2 separate regions of the Homo sapiens genome follow, and region 1 is linked to region 2. Evidence: chromatin loops called from intact Hi-C (ENCODE). Cell type or tissue: K562. All regions are shown on one strand. Each heading gives the region's core, and the rest is flanking DNA. Links, peaks and the distances in the headings are about the cores only. Region 1 holds the start of LOC105377308 (a long non-coding RNA gene). Region 2 overlaps SCD5 (stearoyl-CoA desaturase 5).

What was found. Peaks named below come from ENCODE experiments on the same cell type or tissue, not always from the same donor. Only the 100,000 strongest peaks of a DNase experiment are listed, where the experiment ranks them.
Region 1: a loop joins it to region 2, with 11 times the contacts of the local background. A loop is called at or near these places in 2 of 110 quality-filtered maps.

What each region holds. Positions count from the first base shown.
Region 1 is chr4:82,269,739-82,285,721 of GRCh38, forward strand. It overlaps LOC105377308 (a long non-coding RNA gene), which reads right to left and starts at 15,543. Exons shown (of 2, transcript XR_001741754.2): 1 at 15,390-15,543. It also overlaps the pseudogene BIN2P1 and the pseudogene VAMP9P. RefSeq lists silencers at 15,085-15,244, 15,285-15,674. In K562, for the core only: a CTCF peak has its summit at 6,277 (motif pointing right); a DNase peak (open chromatin) is centred at 6,263; H3K27me3 peaks cover 783 bases.
Region 2 is chr4:82,736,247-82,744,246 of GRCh38, forward strand. All of the region lies in intron 1 of SCD5 (stearoyl-CoA desaturase 5), which reads right to left. Among named protein-coding and RNA genes, the nearest start is that of MIR575, 13 kb to the right of the region's middle. RefSeq lists a silencer at 3,271-3,360. In K562, for the core only: CTCF peaks have their summits at 3,246 (motif pointing left) and 6,136 (motif pointing left); a DNase peak (open chromatin) is centred at 3,255; H3K27me3 peaks cover 1,602 bases.

The DNA.
Region 1 (15,983 bases), core at 3,114-11,113, 460 kb before region 2:
GGTTTGTAGTGTTCCTGACCAGCCCATCTCACACGCACCCTTCCCCACACACACACCCAACACTTCAAATAACTCTTTTTATAGATTTTTTATTATTTATATTAATATACCTTCCATAAAGTTTTGTAAATATAGACCCAGGTGTGGGTCGGGTGCCGTGGCTCATGCTTGTAATCCCAGCCCTCTGGGAGGCTGAGGCAGGAGGACTGCTTGAGCCCAGGAGTTCAAGGCCAGCCTGGGCAACAGGATGAAATCCTATCTCTACAAAAAGAATACAAAAATTAGCCAGACATGATGGTGCACGCCTGTAATCCCAGCACTTTGGGAGGCCGAGGCGGGCGCATTACTTGAGGTCAGGAGTTTGAGACAAGCCTGACCAACATGGCGAAACCCCGTCTCTACTAAAAATACAAAGAATTATCCTGGTGGGATGGTGCATGCCTGTAATCCCAGCTACTTGGGAGACTGAGGTGAGAGGATCGCTTGAGCCCAAGAGGAGAAGTTGCAGTGAGCCGAGATCGTGCCACTGCACTCCAGCCTGGGCGATAGAGTGAGACTTGGTCTCAAAAAAAAAAAAAAAAGAAAAGGAAGAAATTAAAAAAAAAATGTAATGTGCATCTTAATGGATAGATTTGGTTACATGAAAATATGAAACCATCATGATCATAACTGCCATCTGTTACGGCTACCCCCATTATGGACACCTACTAAGGGCCAGTCACTATATGCTTTATGCTTTATATGCCTTAGCTCATTTTATGAATTAGGCACAGAGATGAGCCTAAGGAACAAAGTGTAGTTCAGAGATGCAAAGTAAGGATTCAAATCCAGGTATGCTTGATGCCAAAGTCCCTTCAGTGTCTTCTTACTACGCTACCTTGAATCATTATCCAGTTTCCACAAATACTGTTACCTGAGGTTTCCTCCACTGGTTGCTAAGCATAGTGGAAAAGACTAATATGACAGTCAGCAATAGTATCCTATGTCATGTTCATGCTGAGCAAAGCTCTTTGAGCTCTATGGGAAGCCGCTGGCCTTAAGGAAATTAAAATATAATGGAGCACGGACTATATGCAAATAATTAAATATAGCTAATAGATTTTCTACATGCCAAAATTAGCCAGTTTGAAAACCTTATGGAGAACAAATTCCATTAACAAGAACAGCCAAAATATCCCAGAATAAATGTAACAAAAATTTGTCAAGCCTTTATGAAAAAGATCATAGGAAGTCAGTAGAATAAACAGAAAGACAACTCATGTTTCTAGATGGGAAGACTCAATGACTGAATATTGTAAATATATTAATTATCTCCAAATTGTTAAATGTAAAGTCATTTAAGCTACAATTACCGAATCATTGTGATATTAGCACAGAAATGAGCACAGAAATCAACCCTAAAGTCCAATGAACAATATATATATATAGAACAATATACAATATATATAAAGTCATATATATATATAAAGTCATATATATATATGGGACTTTAACCTACGGTAAAAGTGGCATTTCAAATTACTGTGGAAGCCAGATGCAGTGGTTCATGCCTATAATTTCAGCTAGTTGGGAGGCTGAGATGGAAGGATGGAGCCAGGAGTTCGAGGCTGTAGTGAGTGATGATAACCCCACTGCACTGCAGCCTGGGTGATAAGAGTGAGACCCCATCCCTCAAAAAAAAAAAATGAGTGGGGAAAGGATATTCAGTAAGTCTTATAAAATAGTTGGCAGTAGGATTCTGTGGCAAGATGGCCAAATAGGAACAGCTCCGGTCTGCAGCTCCCAGTGAGATCAACACAGAAGGCAGGTGATTTCTGCATTTCCAACTGAGGTACCTGGTTCATCTCATTGGGACTGGTTGGACAGTGGGTGCAGCCCACAGAGGGTGAGCCAAAGCACAGTGGGGCATCGCCTCACCCGGGAAGTGCAAGGGATCGGGGAATTTTCTCCCCCACCTAAAGGAAGCCGTGAGGGACTGAGCCTGAGGAACGCCGGCACAGATACTATGCTTGTCCCACTGTTTTCACAACCTGCAAACCAGGAGATTCCCTCCGGTGCCCACCCCACGAGGGCCCTGGGTTTCAAGCACAAAACTGGGTGGCCATTTGGGCAGACACCGAACTAGCTACAGGAGTTCTTTTTTTCCATACCCCAGTGTTACCTGGAATGCTAGAAAGACAGAACCGCTGACTCCACTGGAAAGGGGTGCTGAAGCCAGGGAGCCAAGTGATCTGGCTAAACAGGCCCCACTCCCACGGAGCCCAGCAAACTAAGATCCACGGGCTTGAAATTCTCGCCGCTAGCACAGCAGCAGTCTGAGATCAACCTGGGATGTTCCAGCTTGGTGAGGGGAGGGGTGCCTGCCATTGCTGAGGCTTGAGTAGGTGGTTTTACACTCACAGTGTAAACAAAGCTGCTGGGAAGTTCAAACTGGGTGGAGCCCACAGCAGCTCAGCAAGGCTGCTGTGGCCAGACTGCCAGATTTCCCTTCTCTGAGCAGGGCATCTCTGAAAAAAAGGCAGCAGACCCAGTCAGGGACTTATAGATAAAACCCCCATCTCCCTGGGGACAGAGCACCTGGGGAAAGGGGCAGCTGTGGGCAAAGCTTCAGCAGACTTAAACGTCCCTGCCTGATGGCTCTGAAGAGAGCAGCGGACCTCTCAGCAGAGCGTTCAAGCTCTGCTAAGGGTCAGACTGCCTCCTCAAGTACGTCCCTGACCCCCATGTATCCTGACTGGGGGACACCTCCCAGTAGGGGCCGACAGACACCTCACACAGGAGAGCACTGGCTGGCATCTGACAGGTGCCCCTCTGGAACAAAGCTTCCAGAGGAAAGATCATGCGGCAAAATTTGCTGTTCTGCAGCCTCCGCTGTTGATACCCAGGCAAACAGGTTTGGGAGTGGACCTCCAGCAAACTCCAGCAGATGGGCAGCAGGGGGCCTGTCAGAAGGAAAACTAACAAACAGAAAGAAATAGCATGTCCACTCAAAGACTCCATCCAAAGGTCACCAACATCAAAGACCAAAGGTAGATAAATCCACAAAGATGGGCAGAAACCAGTGCAAAAGGCTGAAAATTCCAAAAACCAGAACGCCTCTTCTCCTCCAAAGGATCACATCTCCTCGCCAGCAAGGGAACAAAACTGGACAGAGAATGAGTTTGACAAATTGACAGAAGTAGTTTTCAGAAGGTGGGTAATAACAAACTCCTCTGAGCTGAAGGAGCATGTTCTAACCCAATGCAAGGAAGCTAAGAACCTTGAAAAAAGGTTAGACAAATGGCTAACTAGAATAACCAGTGTAGAGAAGAACACAAATGACCTGAGGGAGCTAAAAAACACAGCACGACAACTTCGTGAAACATACACACGTTTCAATAGCTGAATCAATCAAACAAAAGAAAGGATATCAGAGATTGAAGATCAACTTAATGAAATAAAGAGAGAAGACAAGATTCGAGAAAAAAGAATAAAAAGGAACGAACACAGCCTCCAAGAAATATAAGACTACGTGAAAACATCAAATCTATGTTTGACTGGTGTACCTGAAGGTGACGAGGAGAATGGAACCAAGTTGGAAAACACTCTGCAGGATATTATCCAGGAGAACTTCCCCAACCTAGCAAGACAAGCCAACATTCAAATTCAGGAAATACAGAGAACACCACTAAAATACTCCTTGAGAAGAGCAACCCCAAGACACATAATTGCCTGATTCACCAAGGTTGAAATGAAGGAAAAAATGGTAAGGGCAGCCAGAGAGAAAGGTAGAGTTACCCACACAGGGAAGCTCATCAGACTAATAGCAGATCTCTGCAGAAACCCTACAAGCCAGAATAGAGTGGGGGCCAATATTCAACATTCTTAAAGGAAAAAATTTTCAACCCAGAATTTCATATTCAGCCAAACTAAGCTTCATAAGCGAAGGAGAAATAAAATCCTTTACAGACAAGCAAATGCTGAGAGATTTTGTCACCACCAGGCCTGCCTTACAAGAGCTCCTGAAGGAAGCACTAAACATGGAAAGGAACAACTGGTAGCAACCACTGCAAAAACATATCAAATTGTAAAGAACATCGACACTATGAAGAAACTGCATCAATTAATGGGCAAAACAACCAGTTAGCATCATAATGACAGGATCAAATTCACACATAACAATATTAACCTTAAGTGTAAACAGGCTAAATGTCCCAATTAAAAGACACAGACTGGCAAGTTGGATAAAGAGTCAAGACCCATCAGTGTGCTATATTCAGAAGACCCAGCTCACATGCAAAGACACACATAGGCTCAAAATAAAGGGATGGAGGAATATTTACCAAGCAAATGGAAAGCAAAAAAAAAAGCAAGGGTTGCAATCCCAGTCTCTGATAAAACAGACTTTAAACCAACAAAGATCAAAGAGACAAAGAAGGGCATTACATAATGGTAAAGGAATCAATGCAGCAAGAATAGCTAACTATCCTAAATATATATGCACCCAGTACAAGAGCACCCAGATTCATAAAGCAAGTTCTTAGAGACCTACAAAGAGACTTAGACTCCCACACAATAATAATGGGAGACGTTAACATCCCACTGTCAACATTAGACAGATCAACAAGACAGAAAATTAACAAGGGTATTCAGGACTTGAACTCAGCTCTGGACCAAGTGGACCTAATAGACATCTACAGAACTCTCCACCCCAAATCAGCAGAATATGCATTCTTCTCAGCACTACATCGCACTTATTCTAAAGTTGACCACATAATTGGAAGTAAAACACTCCTCAGCAAATGCAAAAGAACAGAAATCACAACAAACAGTCTCTCAGACCACAGTGCAATCAAACCAGAACTCAGGATTAAGAAACACTCAAAACCACACAACTACATGGAAACTGAACAACCTACTCCTGAATGACTACTGTGTAAAAAGAAATGAAGGCAGAAATAAAGATGTTCTTCGAAACCAATGAGAACGAAGACACAACGTACCAGAATCTCTGGGACACATTTAAAGCAGTGTGTAGAGGGAAATTTATAGCACTAAATACCCACAAGAGAAAGCAAGAAAGATCTAAAATTGACGCCCTAACATCACAATTAAAAGAACTAGGGAAGCAAGAAAACCACAGGGCATGGGGCCAGGGTGGCAGCCCCCAGGGAGCCGGCAGGATGGCAGAGGGCAAGGCGGGCAGCACAGCCGGCCTCTTCACCAAGCAGGTGCAGAAGTTCAGCAGGGCCCAGGAGAAGGTGCTGCAGAAATCGGGGAAAACTGTAGAAACCAAAGATGAACAATTTGAACAAAGTGCTAACAACTTCTACCAACAACAGGCAGAAGGCCACAACTATACAAGGACCTGAAGAACTTCCTTAGTGCAGTCAAAGTGATGCATGAAAGCTCAAAAAGAGTGTAAGAAACCCTGCAGGAGATCTACAGCAGTGAGTGGGATGGTCATGAGGAGCTGAAGGCCATCATAGAGAATAATGATCTCCTTTGGGAAGACTAGAGGAGAAACTTGCTGATCGGGCTGTGAGGACCATGGAAAAGTACATTACCCAGTTCAGCAAAAGTAAGGAGAGAATTGCCAAGCGGGGTGGAAACTCGTGGACTGTGACAGTGCCCGACATCACCTGGAGGCAGTGCAGAATGCCAAGAAAGATGAGGCCAAGACTGCCAAGGCAGAGGAATAGTTCAACAAAGCCCAGACTGTGTGTGAAGATCTGAACCAACATATGCAAATCAACAAACTACTAGAGGAGTTGTCTATTCTTTATAATAGTCATACTGGCTCTATGTGACCATCTTCCAAAACATTTCCAACTTGAGGGATGTCTTCTACAGGGAAATGAGCAAACTGAACCACAATCTCTCCGAGGTGATGAGCAAACTGGAGAAGCAACATTCCAGTAAAGTCTTTGTGGTGAAGAGACTATCAAGCAGCAGCAGGCGCTCTTTAGTCATTTCTCCCCCAGTTCGAACATCTACAGTCTCCAGTCCACTTACCTCACCTACTAGTCCCTCTACACTTTCCTCGAAGAGTAAGAGTGAATCTGTCTCAGCAACTGAAGATCTGGCACCTGATGCAGCCCAGGGGGAAGACAATTCTGAGATCAAGGAGCTCTTAGAAGATGAGGAAATAGGGAAGGAAGGATCTGAAGCAAGCTCCTCTGAGGAAGAAGAGCCTCTACTAACCTGCAACGGCCCCTCCCAGGCCCAGCCCTCTCCTATCATTGAGAGTGCCAGGTCCCAGGAAGAAGTTCCCCCCAGCTCCCCTGCTCTATCACCAGGTGGAGCCCTAAGCCCTTCAGGACACCCTTTATCATCTGCCGCAGAAGTAGTCCTCCGAACCCGCACCGCAGGTGACAAATCTGAACAATCAAAGAAGAGAGCCTCTATCCAGAGGACCTCAGCACCCCCTAGTAGGCCTCCTCCACCCAGAGCCACTGCAAGCCCCAGGCCCTCCTCAGGGAACATACCCTCCAGCCCTCCAGCCTCTGGAGGGGGTTCACCCACCAGCCCTAGGGCCTCCTTGGGGACTGGGACTCCAAGTCCTAGGACCTCCCTAGAGGTCTCTCCTAATCCAGAACCACCAGAGAAGCCAGTAAGAACTCCTGAGGCCAAAGAAAATGAAAACATCCACAATCAGAACCTCGAAGAACTTTGTACTTCCCCCACCTTAATGACATCTCACATTGCTTCAGAGCCTGGAGAGGCAAAGAAGATGGAAGACAAGGAAAATGATAACAAGCTTGTCTCAGCTGACTCCTCGGAGGGCCAAGACCAGCTTAAAGTCTCCACAGTACCAGACAAGAGCAACCTCACAGCACCTGAACCTCAAGAAGAGGTATCTACAAGTGAAAATGCACAACTCTGAAGAGAAACTGCCAAGATTCCCCAAGCCCCACACCTCCCCAGAGAAGCTCTTCAACCAGAGGGTATAGGTCAGAGGGATATAATAGACAGCATCCATCCCTGGGTTCTCAGTAAGAATGATGGTGCTGTCTAAAGACCTGGCATTAATGGAGGTGGAGGAGCAGCCTTAAGGGAGGGATGGAGGGAGGCAGGCTGGGGAGGAGAAGAGAACATTAGACTCAGGGAATATTTAATTCAGGTTTTAGCATTATTAGAATAAGACTTTATACATTAAGGTGGAGCTATAATCACTATAAAAAGCAAAAGTATCTATAGACACAGACACTTGTCTACACAGAGACATAACCACACATACTCAGAGGACAGTGAATAAATCTGTCTTTGACTTATGACCCATTTTGCAAGACTTAAAGCCAGAAGAACACATTTTCAGATTGTTAAATAAAGTCTGATTCTGACAAAAAAAAAAGAACTAGAAAAGCAACAGCAAACAAATTCAAAATCTAGCAGAAGACAAGAAATAACTAAGATCAGAACAGAACTGAAGGAGATAGAGATAGGAAAAACCCATCAAAAAATCAATGAATCCAGGACCTGGTTTTTTGAAAAGATCAACAAAATAGATAGACTGCTAGCCAGACTAACAAAGAAGAAAAGAGAAGAATCAAATAGATGCAATAAAAAATGATATAGGGTATATTACCACTGATCCCACAGAAATACAAACTACCATCAGAGAATACTATAAACACCTCTATGCAAATAAACTAGAAAATCTAGAAGAAATTGATAAATTCCTGGACACATACACCCTCCCAAGTCTAATCCAGGAAGCAGTCAAATCCCTGAATAAACCAATAACAAGTTCTGAAATTGAGGCAGTAATTAGTAGCTAACCAACCAAAAAAAGTCCATGAACAGATGGATTCATAGCCAAATTCTACCAGAGGTACAAAGAGGAGCTCGCACCATTCCTTCTGAAACTATTTCAAACAATTAAAAAAGAGGGAAACCTCCCTAACTCATTTTATGAGGCTAGCATCATCCTGATACCAAAACCTGGCAGAGACACAACAAAAAAAGAAAATTTCAGGCCAATATCCCTGATGAACATCGATGCGAAAATTCTCAGTAAAATACTGGCAAACCGAATCCAGCAGCACATCAAAAAGCTTATCCACCATGATCAAGTCAGCTTCATCCCTGGGATGCAAGGCTGGTTCAACATATGCAAATCAATAAACATAATCCATCACATAAACAGAACCAATCACAAAAACCACAGAATATCTCAATAGATGCAGAAAAGGCCTTCGACAAGATTCAACACTGCTTCATGCTAAAACCCTCAATAAACTGGGTATCAATGGAACGTATCTCAAAATAATAAGAGCTATTTATGACAAACCCACAGCCAATATCACTGAAAGGGCAAAAACTGGAAGCATTCCTTTTGAAAACCGGCACAAGACAAGGATGCCCGCTCTCGCCACTCCTATTCAACACAGTATTGGAAGTTCTGGCCAAGGCAATCAGGCAAGAGAAAGAAATAAAGGGTATTCAAATAGGAAGAGAGGAAGTCAAATTGTCTCTGCAGATGACATGATTGTATATTTAGAAAACCCCATCGTCTCGGCCCAAAATTTCCTTAAGCAACTTCAGCAAAGTCTCAGGATACAAAATCAATGTGCAAAAATCACAAGCATTCCTATACACCAATAATAGACAGACAGCCAAATCATGAGTGAACTCCCATTCATAGTTGCTACAAAGAGAATAAAATACCTAGGATATGAAGGACCTCTTCAAGGAGAACTACAAACCACTGCTCAAGGAAATCAGAGAGGACACAAACAAATGGAAAAACATTCCATGCTCATGAATAGGAAGAATCAATATCGTGAAAATGGACATACTGCCCAAAGTAATTTATAGATTCAATGCTATCCCCATCAAGCTACCACTGATTTTCTTCACAGAATTGGAAAAAACTACTTTAAACTTCATATGGAACCAAAAGAGAGCCCACATAGCCAAGACAACCCTGGACAAGAAGAACAAAGCTGGAGGCATCACACTACCTGACTTCAAACTTTACTACAAGGCTGCAGTAACCAAAACAGCATGGTACTGGTACCAAAACAGATATATAGACCAATGGAACAGAACAGAGGCCTCAGAAATACCACCACACATCTACCACCATATGATCTTTGACAAACCTGACACAAACAAGCAATGGGGAAAAGATTCCCTGTTTAATAAATGTTGTTGGGAAAACTAGCTAGCCATATGCAGAAAACTGAAACTGGACCCTGTCCTTACACCTTATATGAAAATCAACTCAAGAGGATCAAAGACTTAAACGTAAGACCTAGGACCATAAAAATCCTAGAAGAAAACCTGGGCAATACCATTCAGGACACAGGCATGGGCAAAGCCTTCATGTCTAAAACACCAAAAGCAATGGCAACAAAAGCCAAAATTGACAAATGGGATCTAATTAAACTAAAGAGCTTCTGCACAGCAAAAGAAACTACCATCAGAGTGAACAGGCAACCTACAGAATGGGAGAAAAAATTTGCTATCTATCCAACTGACCAAGGGCTAATATCCAGAATCTACAAAGAACTTAAACACTTTTACAAGAAAAAAAACAACCCCATCAAAAAGTGGGCAAAGGATATGAACAGACACTTCTCAAAAGAAGACATTTATACAGCCAACAGACATATGAAAAAATGCTCATCATCACTGGTCAACAGAGAAATGGAAATCAAAACCACAATGAGATACCATCGTACACGAGTTAGAATGGCTATCATTAAAAAGTCAGGAAACAACAGATGCTGGAGAGGGTGTGGAAAAATAGGAATGCTTTTACACTGTTGGTGGGAGTGTAAATTAGTTCTACCATTGTGGAAGACAGTGTGGCGATTCCTCAAGGATCTAGAACTAGAAATACCATTTGACCCAGCAATCCCATTACTGGGTATATATCCAAAGGATTATAAATCATTCTACTGTAAAGACACATGCACACGTATGTTTATTGCAGCACTATTCACAATAGCAAAGACTGGGAACCAACCCAAATGTGCATCAATATTAGACTGGATAAAGAAAATGTGGCACATATACCATGGAATACTATGCAGCCATAAAAAAGGATGAGTTCATGTCCTTTGCAGGGACATGGATGAAGCTGGAAACCGTCATTCTCAGCAAACTATCACAAGATCAGATAACCAAACACCGCATGTTCTCACTCATAAGTGGGAGTTGAACAATGAGAACACATGGACACAGGGAGGGGAACATCACACACCAGCGCCTGTTGGGGGGTGGGGGACTAGGGGAGGGATAGCATTAGAAGAAATACCTAATGTAGCTGATGGGTTGATGGGTGCAGCAAACCACCATGGCACGTGTATACCTATGTTACAAAACTGCACATTCTGCACATGTACCCCAGAACTTAAAGTATAATTAAAAAAATAGAATAGTTGGCTGTCCATTTGGGAAGATGCAAATTCCAACCTCATAAAGGGCACAAAAACAAATTCCAGGTGGATTAAAGATTTAAACATTAAAACAAACATATAAAAGTAACAGAAAAAAATAAGAAAACATTTACATTTGGGGATGGGGATAGAAAAAGAGGCCTTGCCTAGTATGACACTAAGGTCCAACAAAAATGTCTAAATAAAAAAATAGACACCATAAAGAAAAAGAAAAATCAAATAATAAACCTCAAAAGAAACATCTGAGATATATATATGATAGTCAAAGAAAACATTGTTAATTTAAAAAACAGGCCAGGCACGGTGGCTCACGCCTGTAATCCTAGCACTTTAGGACGCCAAGGCAGGCAGATCACCTGAGGTCAGGAGTTCGAGACCAGCCTGGCAAACATGGTGAAATCCCGTCTCTACCAAAAATATAAAAATTAGCCAGGCGTGGTGGCACACACCTGTAATCCCAGCTGCTTGGGTGGCTGAGGAGGAGAATCTCTGGAACCCAGGAGATGGAGGTTGCAGTGTGCCGAGACCACGCCACTGCATTCCAGCCTGGGCAGCAAGAGGGAGACTCCATCTCAAAAAAAAAAAAAAGGAAAAGAAAAGAAAGAACAGGCTGGGCATGGTGACTCACGCCTGTAATCCCAGCACTCTGGGAGGCCAAGGCAGATGAATCTCTTGAGTCCAGGAGTTCAAGACCAGCCTGGGCCACATGGTGAAACCCAGTCTCTACAAAAAGTACAAAAATTAGCCAGGCATGGTAGCATGTGCCTGTATTCCCAGCTGCTCAGGAGACTGAGGTAGGATGACAGCTTGATTCTGAGAAGTCAAGGCTGCAGTGAGCCAAGATTGTGCCACTGCACTCCAGCCTAGGTGACCAGTGAGACCCTGCCTAAAAATAAAAAGAACAAAATTAGCAGAGCATGGCGGCACTTGTCTGTACTCCCAGCTACTCAGGAGGCGAAGGCAGGAAGATCACTTGAGACCAAGAGTTCGAGGCTGCAGTCAGCTATGATCCCACCACTGCAGTCTAGCCTGGAAAACAGAGTAAGACTCGGTCTAAAAAAAAAAAAATTTTCAGAAAAATGTATATAAAATGCACAAAAATGAAAAGACAAATATAAATTAGATTATTCCAGTGGTTCTTTTATGGGATGGTAAAAATAGACAGGCTTTTACTCTAGTATTGTTTACTTTTTTTTTTTTTTTTAGACAAGGTCTCACTCTATTGCCTAGGCTGGAGTGCAGCAGTGCGATCATGACTCACTGCAGCCTTGACTTCTCAGCCTCAAACAATTTTCCCAGTTCAGCCTCCCAAGTAGCCGGGACCACAGGTGCGCACCATCACGTCCAGCTAATTTTTCTATTTTTTGTAGAGACGGGGTTTCACCATGTTGTCCAGGCTGGTCTTGAACTCCTGGGCTAAGGTGGTTCTCCCACCTGGGCCTCCCAAACTGCTGGGATTACAGGCTTCAGCCACTGTGCCCAGCCTAAATTTTTACAGTGATCACATACGTAAATAAAAAAATTATAAAAATGTTCCATTTTGAAGAACAATAACTAAAAAAACAGTCCTTTATGAGAGAACTTCAATACTTAATAAGACTCATCTTGAATTAGTGAGTGCTTGAAAGTCTCCAGCTGACAAAAACACTTACAAACTCTCTAATGACCTAAGAAGTCAGATGACTAAAAAATTAGTTGCTCTTCCTTCTGGGAAGCTAACCTCTAAAAAGCAATGATAATTCAGGCATAGTGGCTCACGCAGGTAATCCCAGCACTTCGGGAGGCTGAGGGGGTCGGATCACTTAAGGTCAGGGGTTCGAGACCAGACTGACCAACATGATGAAACCCTGTCTCTACTAAAAATACAAAATTAGCCAGGTGTGGTGGTGCACACTTGTAATCTCAGCTATTCAGGAGGCTGAGGCAGGAGAATCACTTTAACCCAGGAGGCAGAGGTTGCAGTGAGTCGAGATCGTGCTACTGCACTCAAGCCTGGGCAACGGAGTAAGACTCTGTCTCAAAAATAAATAAAATAAAAAGCAATGATAGTAGTATTCACCAGTCAAAGTACTGATGAGTCTAAAAGCATGTTGTGAAAGAAATTAACAACAGTGAAATGTCCCATTTCACCTTCCCAGGATCCTAGCTTCTCACCACTCTTTCTGCTGCATCCTCAAGATTGTATCAAACTATCAAGGGAAAGGTGGAAATGTCTGTGATATTTTATATTACCTGCCGTGGTTTTCATTCTCAGTTATTCTCTTTGGCACAAAAATGGAGAATGAAAAAAATGGAGGAGGAGGAAGGAGAGATGGAGGAAGAAGAGAGTAAGACAGAAAAGCTTCTCATTCTAAAAAGTTTCAAAATAGATTTTGGGAACTCTCTGAAAACAGAGTATATGGGGAAAAAAAGGTTTCAGACAATCAACGTTCATGGCATCAACTGGGAAAACGCCCAGGGTGGTCAGAGTTGCCCTACCTAGACTTGCTGGAATGTCCACATGTCAGAGAAGGACAGAATGAGAAGGAAGCACTCCAACTAGCTAGAGCCCTCTCTAGGAAGTGAGGGGTGACATAGTGTGGTGATGAGAAGACTCCTAGTAAATTGGGGATCCAAGAGCTTGCTTCCCAAATGAAGTAAGGTCTAAAAGCTGCTCCCCACATGATAGCAGTGACACAGCACAACAGGAGAGTGCGACAGGAGGGCATATTGTGACACAGCCTCTGGAGCCACCCGCAGCCTCACAATGACATGTGGGAGCAGTGGGAATTTTTCTTCGCCTCCAAGAGGACCAAAAAAGTGACTGAAAGAGAAACAGAGCACCTAAAGGGGCCTTGGGGTTCCAAGTAGAGTGTGTGACTGGTGATCAGAGACAGACAGAAAACAAACATTAGCTGCAGATTCCACCTTAGAGGGACGAAGGTCACTAATTGGAAGCTCTTTCCCTCCACCAAGTTTCCCACACTCAGAGATGCCACCCCATGGGGAAAGAAGGAAAGGGAGAAATCCTGAGTTAAGTGAGGAAACCTGGCATTGACTAGAGTAAGCCTTGGCTATCAGGCATAATACAGCATACAGAAAACATACAGGAAGGAAAGAAAGCACAAGGGACAGTATGCAATTGGAGGGGAGGATTAAAGGCTTAGAATGACTGCTGTGCTGAAAGCTCACCAGGGAGAAGGGGCTCAAAAAAGATAGATTTGTGGTGAGGTTTATTCGGTTTGTTTTTACTGTAAGCAAGACCCTGGGGTAAGCAAAAGCATTACCCCAGAGTTAACAAATTTCCTCTTCCCAGGTATAAGTAATGTGACCAGTGGTTTTAATCAGTCACCCTGCCTGTAACACAGACACACTTATCAAGCTGATAAGACACACTGATTCGAGATTTCCTGTATATAGGATACATGATTCAACAAGGCATTTTTCTCAGGAGCTATAGTGCAGACCAGTTTCGCTCCTTCCTTGTCAAATCCAATTTGATTACCCTGTGTTAAAGGAAATGGAATTGACTACCTGCCTTCACCCAGACACCCAGAAGGATACTGATTGTCATTCTTTAAGGTTACACCATTGGGTTCAGGCGCAGTGACACACCTGTAATCCCAGCACTTTAGGAGACCAAGGAGAGTGGACCACTTGAGGTCAAGAGTTCAAGACCAGTTTGGCCAACATGGTGAAACCCCGTCTCTACTAAAAATACAAAAATTAGTCAGGCGTGGTGGCACACACCTGTGGTCCCAGCTACTCAGGAGGCTGAGGTGGAAGGATCGTTTCAACCCAGAAGGTGGAGGTTGCAGTGAGCCGTGATCATGCCACTGCACTCTAGACCCTGTCTCAAAAAAAAAAAAAGATTACACCATTGGGAGCAAGAAAGTAATATGTACTTATCACAAATTACTGCAATTGCATAACTACTGTATGCTAATATTTTTGCATAATTATTTCATTTAAACTTGACAATTACCCCCATTTTATGAACTAGGAAACTGACTCTCAGAAAGATTAAGTTACATAAACTCATGGAGTACATGGGCAATGCCCATATATGAATCTAAGTTTGTCTGACTTCAAAGGCAAACTCTTTCCACTCTACCACAATACCTTGGTGATGAAAATATATAAGGTCACACTTTTAAAAAATTATTGTCAAGGCACCCAAGGTCTAAGACAACAAAAGTCATGCTACCACTCCTTCCACTCTGCCCTCCTACCTACTCTCTCATACACCTTTTCTCTGCCACACTCATCCCCCAAACCCACCTGCCTTCTTTCAAGCCTTTACAGAAGCTATTCCCTCTGCCTAGACTCTCCTATCTTTCTTTCCTCCCCACTTAGAGAACGCCAACCCATCCTCTAAGTCAAGGACTTTTAAAGCTTTGCTAGCTCTCCATCCCATCTTCTGCAGCTTTGTTCATCTTTCCCTGATAGCACACGCATACCACTTGAGACTGGCGTTTCTCCGCCTGTGCCTCTGTAACCACTACTAGAATATGAACTCCTCAACTTCAAGGTCGGGGCCGACCTACTTGCATACCCAGGAATCTAAGGCATTTAGCGCACAGCCGGAGTTCAATAAATGCCTGGATTAATGAATTAATTTTCTTTAAAATCAAGGTCTACATTTCACATGCTCTAGATTGTGAATAAATCATAAGGAGGTAAACACTATGAAGTACACTGGCGCTCGACAAATGATTTTAAGGAGAAAGGCTGCCACCCAAAGCAGGTTTCTCCAGAGACCCCGCCCGTGTCCCGTCAAACGCGCCGCTAGGGCTGGAGACGGCCCCGCCTCTCTCCCTGCCAATCAGTCCCTCTTCGCGCCTGCGCACGCACCGCCCTCTCCCGAAGCCCCGCCCCGGTCACCGCCCCGAGGCTGTCCCGGACGGTTGGGTCCAGAGGAGCCTTTCCTTCACTGGCCCGCCTGCTATGACGATCATGTACAGCTGCATTGCTAATGGCCGAGCGGTCCTAGCGGAGCTGACACTGACTGGAGGTTCTTACCAGGTACCTCCGGATCCACGCCACCGCCCCCACGGGTTCCGCCCCTCGAGGGTGGTGCCCCCCGAGCCCGCCCCTAAGGACGCGGCGCTGCGAGGTGGTCCGGAACCTGCTCGGGGGACACAAGCTCCCGCCCCGCGAGAGATCCCGCCCCCACGAGAGACCCCGCCCCCGCAAGAGGCCCCGCCCCCGCGAGAGGCTGGCGTCCCGGCGGCTGCCGCACGTGCGCCACCTAGGGGACAGAGCTGGCGCTGCACGTGCTGGGTTTGGTGGCTATTTGAACCCAGGTCCAACTTTGATAGACCCTAAAATTTGTCTTTCTCCTGCGGAGAAATGACCTGCAGTTCAGCACACATTTATTGAACATATCTCTGTCACAAAATCCCAGAGTAAAGAATATCACGGATTCAGCAGTGAACATGAGCCTGGCATTGCCCCTTTATATCCAAGGGCTATAGACAATTGTCCTAGAGTGTAAAAAGTATTTCAACGGAGGTAGGTTGCGATTGTTCTTGTAGTTTTCAAGATGGGCTCTTGGCTTATAAACTTGTAAGAATTAGTCCTAGCCTGGCACAGGAAAGGGGAATGAGAACTCCA
Region 2 (8,000 bases), core at 1-8,000:
CACTGCATCCAGCCTGGGTGACAGAGCAAGACCCTGTCTAAGAAAAAACAAAACAAAACAAAAAAAAAACCATTATTCTCAGCCAGGCGCAGTGGCTCACATCTGTAATCCCAGCACTTTGAGAGGCTGAGGCAGGTGGATCAGCCGAGGTCAGGAGTTCGAGACCAGCCTGGCCAACATGGTGAAACCTGTCTCTACTAAAAATACAAAAATTAGCCAGGCGTGGTGGCAGCTGCCTGTAATCCCAGCTACTCAGGAGGCTGAGGCAGGAGAATCACTTGAACCCAGGAGGCAGAGGTTGCAGTGAGCCCAGATCGCGCCATTGCACTCCAGTCTGGGGGACAAGAGTGAGACTTTGCCTCAAAAAAAAAAAATCATTCTTAATAGTAATATTATATTTCATTTTACAACATACTTTTGGGGTTTCTTTTTTTCTGAGACAGGGTCTTGCTCTGTTGCCCAGGCTGGAGTGCAGTGATGCCCTCAACTCACTGTGGCCTCGACCTTCTGGGCTCAAGAGATCTTCCCACCTTAACCTCCTGAGTAGCTGGAACTACAGATGCATGCCACCATGCCCAGCTAATTTTTTAAAAAAATTTTGTAGACACGGGGTCTTGCCATGTTGCCCAGGCTAGTCTCGAACTCTTGGGCTCAAGTGATCCTCCCACCTCAGCCTTTCAAAGTGTTGGGATTACAGGTGTAAGCCACCGTGCCAGACCATAGTTTGTTTTTAATTTTTTAAAATAATTTTTAGGGTTTTTTTTCCTATTTTTCTTTCTTTGTTTCTCCAGGATGTAGTCTCAAACATATACTAGCTCAAAGGATATGATGTTCCATGGTTTACTACACTTCGCCATGTTGCTTTCCAGAAATATTGTACTAATTTATGTTTGTATGAGGGTATAACTTTCTCAAAAGCCTTGCCAGACTTTGATTTTGTAATTATAATTTGCCAGTTTAACGGCATTGCATGGTTTTGTGTTTTAACTTCTTATAATTACTAAGGAGGCTGAGTCCTCTTCCAAGGATTTGTTTTCTAGTTGTAATGCCTCTTGTGTGAACATGTTCAGATTTTTTTTTGACTGTTAATGCAGTAGAAATAGTATTGCACTTGTGGATTTAATTCCATTCTCTAGATATTCTGGATGTTAATTTTTTTCATTCATTCTATTTATCACAATTTTCCCTCTAAGTCACTTTGACTAAAGAAAGTTTTGCTCAATGGATGCAGCTCCCACTCAGGCAGATCATCAATTCAGCCAAGGTTCCTGCTGCCCCATTTTCTGGTGGCTGCACACTGTAATCCCCTCATAAATTTTCCTGAAGACAGCCTGATTTTTAAGTTCCCCAGCTCCCTAATGAACTGTATCCCAATTTGTCAAATATACCCAGCAATTATTCAATGTTATATCATGTGCTACTGGAAAAAAATCAGGGATACTATTTTCATGCTTGCCTTTCTGGCCATCTCTGATTTATATTGTGCCTTTCTATTAAGGCAGAGTTTCATGTCGTGATCTGAAAGCATTTTACAACCACTGGATCAAACTCTGAAAAGAGAAGAAACCAAAGTCAAGTTGCTATCAATGGCACAATGAGGTAGGAAGGCTGGGGGGCAAAAAAGGTCATGGATAAGATTAAAGAAATCTAAACAAAACTTAAGTATTTGAAACACTTTACAGATTGGACCTGAGGTCAATCTAATTAGCTAAAAAAAAAAAAATCCACTATCTAGAACTATATCTACTTTTTGCACGCATCACCCAAATTGTAAAACAACAACAAAAAATAAGAGCTGTACAAAATACTTAATAAATGTATTCTGTAAGCATCACACAAAATACTTGATAAAAAAAGAACCAAAAGATTTCTACCTGAAAAAAAGTTATCACGGCCGGGCCCAGTGGCTCATGCCTGTAGTCCCAGCACTTTGGGAGGCCTAGGCGGGCGGATCACGAGGTCAAGAGACGGAGACTGACCATCCTGGCCAACATGGTGAAACCCTGTCGCTACTAAAAATACAAAATTAGCTGGGTGTGGTGGCGTGCGTCTGTGGTCCCAGCTACTCGGGAGACTGAGGCAGGAAAATCGCTTGAACCCAGGAGGCAGACGTTGCAGTGAGCCGAGATCGTGCCACTGCACTCCAGCCTGGCAACAGAGTGAGACTCCGTTTAAAAAAAAAGTTATCACTGTCTGTTTCATGGCTTTTGATTATTTATTTTTTTGCCTATAAGAAAGATCCCCAGTTGGGGAAGAACACATCCCAGCACACTTCCTCTCTTTCTCAATTCTTTCTTACTTGCCAGCTTAGACTAAAAGCCACTCACCCATTCCTTCCACCCTTCCATACCTACTCTTCACTCCTTCACCTTAGCCAACTCCTGGCCACAACTATGGTCTCTGGAGAGGATCCTGGTAGACCATAGAGAAGCTACACCCAACAGCTACATATCCAACTGGTGAGAGGGAACATTTCTCCACTGTAGTAGATACAACTACATAGCAGTTCCAAGTTATAGATGCCAAATGGCTCCCATTATTATTACAGTTGGCACTTGTTGAGTACTTAGGATACGCTGTGACCCTAAAAAGCACTGCCTATGTCTTATCTCATTTAATCTTCACCAACCCCATTTTACAGATGAGGCAAAATGGAGTTTAGAAATTTGGCCAAGATCACCCAGCTAGTAATAACAGAGGTGGGGACTGACACTACAACATATGGCCTCTCAGAGGATGGGCAAATGTTTTGATGATTTGTAGCAAACTGTAATTTTTTCCCCAAGTGTGCTATTTTTAAATATAATCACTAAAAAATAATAATCTTACCCCTACTAGTTGCGGGTTGACTGTGACTTTGGGGCCAAATGCAAAAAGCCTCAATCTGCGATTTCCCAGGCAAATAGCACTAAGTACCTGTTCTTGTCCTTGCTGATTCTTCTACATGCAAATCATTTCCCTCTCAACACTGGTAAGACATTTGTAGTCATGCCAGGGGAAGGCAGTGGGGATGTGAAAGGTGGAGGTCCTGGCCTGGAAGTGGAGAGGGCTCTATTTTAGCTCCATTTCCACCACAAACTCAACTCTCGGGATCATGGGTTCCTCACGAGCGAATGGAAACCAGTGGATGATACGGTTTCTAACATCCCCTCCAGCTTTAAATTTCCAGCAATTTATGAAGCCTGGTAATGCCCACGTACTGGTGCCAGCAGTGTGGGTGCAGCACCCCCTGCCGGTGGCCTCCCCGCACTGCCCTGGAGGGAGGTCGTGGCTGGTAGAGCCACACTCCGCCTGCTGGTTGTGTGCGGTGGTGGCCCAGGCCAGGGCACAGGCATTCACGCACACAAAACTCACCCCAACGATGCTCTGAAGTATCTATTGCCATGTGTGTGCTGAAAGAAATGCACTATGATTCAGATCGGCCAAGGCTTGGAAGAGGACAAGAGGATTACAGGGTAATTTAGGAAGCACGTAGAGTTAGACGCAGCTGGACAGGCTTCTGCTTAGCCATGCTGATCGTGAAAAGCCACGATGAAAACTTGATAATTTTTTTAGCACAGCATATTCTCTTAAAGAGAGGCATATATCTGTTCTCTGAAAGTAGAAAATAAATTCTTCCATGGACTTGATGTGTTTAAAATCTAAGGCGAGTGCAGGTCCCGACCCCTCTCCATCCCCACCGCTTGCTTATCTGCTTCAACAATCTGCAGCCTGAGCCTGCTCACCTGTGTCGGCTCAACACCAGCCCAGCCACTTCATGTCTCAGCAATCTGACCTGCCCTTCAAATATCACCAGCCTCCAATGCCATTCCTGCTGGGGGCATCTGATGGGAAACACAGGTCCTTTCAACTTAAACTCGAGATAAGCACACATAAAGCATCTACCCCCTAAGGACTTTAGCAATTATTTTTAAAATGAAAAACCTGAGCTTTGAATGTAGCGCCCAAAGTAGAGCGGAGACATGGAGGAAATAATCAACTTGATTCCCTCTTCTGTCATTCACCTCTTCCAGAAACCTGGAACCTGAAGGCGAGGTTGTTTTGCCAGCACCCAGCACCTCGCCTTGCTGTTGATCACCTTCCCTAGGAGCACAAAAGTCAGAGGGGAGAAAGGATGGGAGTGCAAGGTTTGTCCACTGGGGCAGGTGGACGGGGAGGATCTCAGGCTGGGTTTGGGTATTATGGAGCCAGTATCAGGCTAACATCTCATAGTGTGGCTTTAGCCAGGCCCCAAGGGGGAATCCAATCTATAGTGAAGTTCATTTTCACAATAAGCTTTGGAGGGTATCATTCATCCAACTCAGACAGACATATTGACTTACCGATAACTTCATTAATGAAAGCACCTGCCTGGCCTGGAACCCTATTCTCTAAACCAAGGACTCCCAGTTCCCAATGTGTGGTCTATCCCCTGCAGTGCTTTTCCAAGGTCCGCCACAGTTGGCTCTACTTTCTCTCCTCCCTCCTCTCAACTTCTGAATCTTTCTTTTCTCTTCCTTCTACCCTTCCAAATGTAAGCAAAATGTAAACCAATGTAGAGATAACTTTTAATTCTTCCCCTAATCCTTTACCCCAAATCTGCTCAGAAAAAGTCTAGAACCAGAACTGACAGAGGCAGAATTCTGTGTTAGAAACTATAGGGGAGGGTGAAAGACTAAGACTAAGGTGGAGTCTCTTTTCCCAATTCTTTTTTTTTTTTTTCTTTTGAGACAGGGTCTCGCTCTGTCACCCAGGCTGGAGTGCAGTGGTGCAATCACAGCTCACTGCAGCCTCTGCCTTCTAGGCCCCAGGCCCAAGTGATCCTCCCACCTCAGCCTCCCAAGTAGCTGGGACTACAGGCGTGTGCCAGCTAATTTTTTTTTTTTTTTTTTTCGTAGAGACAGAGTTTTGCCATGTTGCCTAGGCTGGTCTCAAACTCCTGGGCCCAAGCAATCTGCCCGCCTCAGCTCCCAAAGTGCTGGGATTACAGGCATGAACCACTGCGCCCAGCCTCTTTTCCCACTTCTTATATCTAGGCTGGTCTTGTGGTTTTGTTTGGTCAATAGAATGTATGAAAGTGATGCTGTGTGACTTTCAGAGCCTGGGCCTTGAGAGGCCTTGGAGCTTGCACTTTGGTCCCTCGAAACACTGCCATGCTTGTTCTGAAAGGAAACCATTGTCACCTACCAGGGAATGAGAAGCCATGAGACAGAAAACCAAGGCGCCCAACCAACAGTCAGTGCCAACCACCAGCTGTGTGAGTGACGGCAGCTGCATGAGCCAGCCCAGGTGAGACCAGCAGAGGAACTGACCAGCCAGCAAAGAATCATGAGAAATAGTCTATCGATGTTGTTTTAAACCACTCCATTTCTGGCTGGTAGGCAGCAATAGAGAACTAAAACACACACTTTTGCCTTTGTCTCTATTGTTTATGGAATGAGATATTAGAATAGGGCTCTTTCTGCCTCCATTTTAATTGAGGCACCAATATGATAGATATCAGATACCTACATGACTGTGAAACAGACCCCCTTACACAGAATTCACAAAGGAAATTATTGAGACCTGGCTCCGTCACTCTTGGATGCCTCCTCCAGATCAAGGATATGAAAAGGGGTCAGAGTGGGCGGGGGGGGGGAGTGGGCAGATAGGTGAAGAGCTTTTGTTGGGGGAGCTGTTAATGAGCTGTAGTGTCCCCCTTAAAATCCCCCAAAGAAAGATGGGCATGCCTGTAGTCCCAGCGACTCAGGAGGCTGAGGCAGGAAAATGGCGTGAAACCGGGAGGTGGAGCTTGCAGTGAGCCGAGATCGCACCACTGCACTCCAGCCTGGATGACAGAAGAGAGTCCGTCTCAAAAAAAAAAAAAAAAGAAAGATGGGCAAGAGTTGTATCTTCTTCATTCCAAGCCCAGTCAGGCAGCTTGTGTGGACCACTTGGGGAGCTTTAAAGTAGTTTCACTACAGCTGGAACCAGCAGACATTCAGGTCCCAGAGGCATGCCTGTGACACCCAGAGTGGGCCATGACAGCAGGCTAGAGGGGCATGCAGGAGCTAGTCTGCCTTTCTGGGTTTTCCTGAGTAGAGTGTGCCCTGGGGACCAAACGTGGCCACTCAGAAGAGAGAGCTGGTGTGAGGTCTGACCGGGTCCTGTCTCACAGGGCCACCTACTGGAGAGGCAGAGAGACCCCAGCAGCAAGAAACTAGAGGTGGGCACAGGATTGCTGGGGTCTTAGAATAAATAAATCCCCAGATAACACCTGAAATAAAGATGCACCTTTCTGGCCGGGCATGGTGCCTCACACCTGTAATCCCAGCACTTTGGGAGGCCGAGGTGGGTGGATCACTTGAGGCCAGGAGTTCAAGACCAGCCTGGCCAACATGGCAAAACTCCGTTTCTACTAAAAATACAAAAATTAGCTGGGCATGGTGGCTCATGCCTGTAATCCCAGCTACTCAGGTGGCTGAGGCATGAGAATCGCTTGAACCTGAGAGGTGGAGGTTGCCGTGAGCTGAGATTGTGCCACTGCACTCCAGTGAGATTCTGTCTCCAAAAAAACAATGCATCTTTATATGTCCAGACAATTACAGGAGAGAGCTCACCAATGATGCGGGTCTCTGAAGAGCCCACCACAATGTCCAACATGTCAAACACTGGCCAGGCTCAGGGAGTGGAAAGCAACCTTTCCAATTCCCTTATCCCTAACTCCCCAATTACCCACCCAGTCCTGGGGATTCAGAAACTAGCTAGCACACTGAGAATGTGTAAGGAGAGAAAGACGCGTAGACAGAGAGAAGCTACAGAGAGGCTCCCACCTAGCCCCCAGCCCTTTCCACTGAGACTCCCAGTTGGATCCAGGCCTGAGATGAGAAAGGGGATGATAAACATTAAATCAAGTTCAAAGGTTCGATTATCAGCTTGGGCTGGTCATTCTAATTTCTGAATTGAGACAGAGCTTGTAACTTAGAGTGACAGGAGGATAGTCTATTTCCTAAAAATTAGTTGAGCCAGGCTCAGTGGCTCACACCTGCAATCCCAGCACTTTGGGAGGCCGAGGTGGGAGGACTGCTTGAAGTCAGGAATTCAAGACCAGCCTGGGCAACACAGTGAGATGCCCGTATCTACAAAAAATAAAAAACAAAAATTAGTGGGGTATAGTGGCTCATACCTGTAGTCCCAGCTACTCAGGAGGGTGAGGCAGGAGGATCTCTTGAGCCCAGGAGGTCAAGGCTGCAGTGAACTGTGATTATGCCACTGCACTTCAGCCTATTAAAGTATAAAAGGGCAACAGGAAAAAAGTTATATATATATATTTTTTAATTTTTTTTAGATATGCCACCCAGGCTGGAGTGCAGTCGTGCAATCACGGGCTCACCGCAACTTCTACCTCCCAGGCTTGAGCGACCCTCCCACCTCAGCCTCCCAAGTAGCTGGGACTACAGGCACGTGCCACCATGCCTGGCTAATTTTTAATTTTTATGTAGAGACAGGGTCTCACTATGTTGCCCAGGCTAGTCTTGAACTCCTAGCCTCAAGCAATCCCCCCCGCCTTGGTCTCCCAAAGTGCTGAGATTACAGGCATGACCACACCCGGCCACTAACTTCTTTGTTGTTGTTGTCACTGTTGAGACAAGGTCTGGCTCTATGACCCACGCTGGGTTGCAGTGGCACAATCTCGGCTCACTGCAACCCTCCCAGGTTCAAGCCATCTTTCCACTTCAGCCTCCTGAGTAGCTGGGACTACAGGCACGCACCACCACACCTGGATAATTTTTCTATTTTTAGTAAAGATGGGGTCTCTCCATGTTGCCCAGGCTGGTCTCAAAGTTCTAAGCTCAACAGATCCGCCTGCCTCAGCCTCCCAAATTGCTGGGATTACAGGTGTGAGCCATGGCGCCTGGCTGAAAAAAGTTATCTCTTGATTACATCAATAATTGTATTTGTTGACCATGATAGTTACATTTATTTTGTCTGTTTACAATTTCTCCCAAATATGTTTTAAAAGACAAAACAAAATGTTTTGA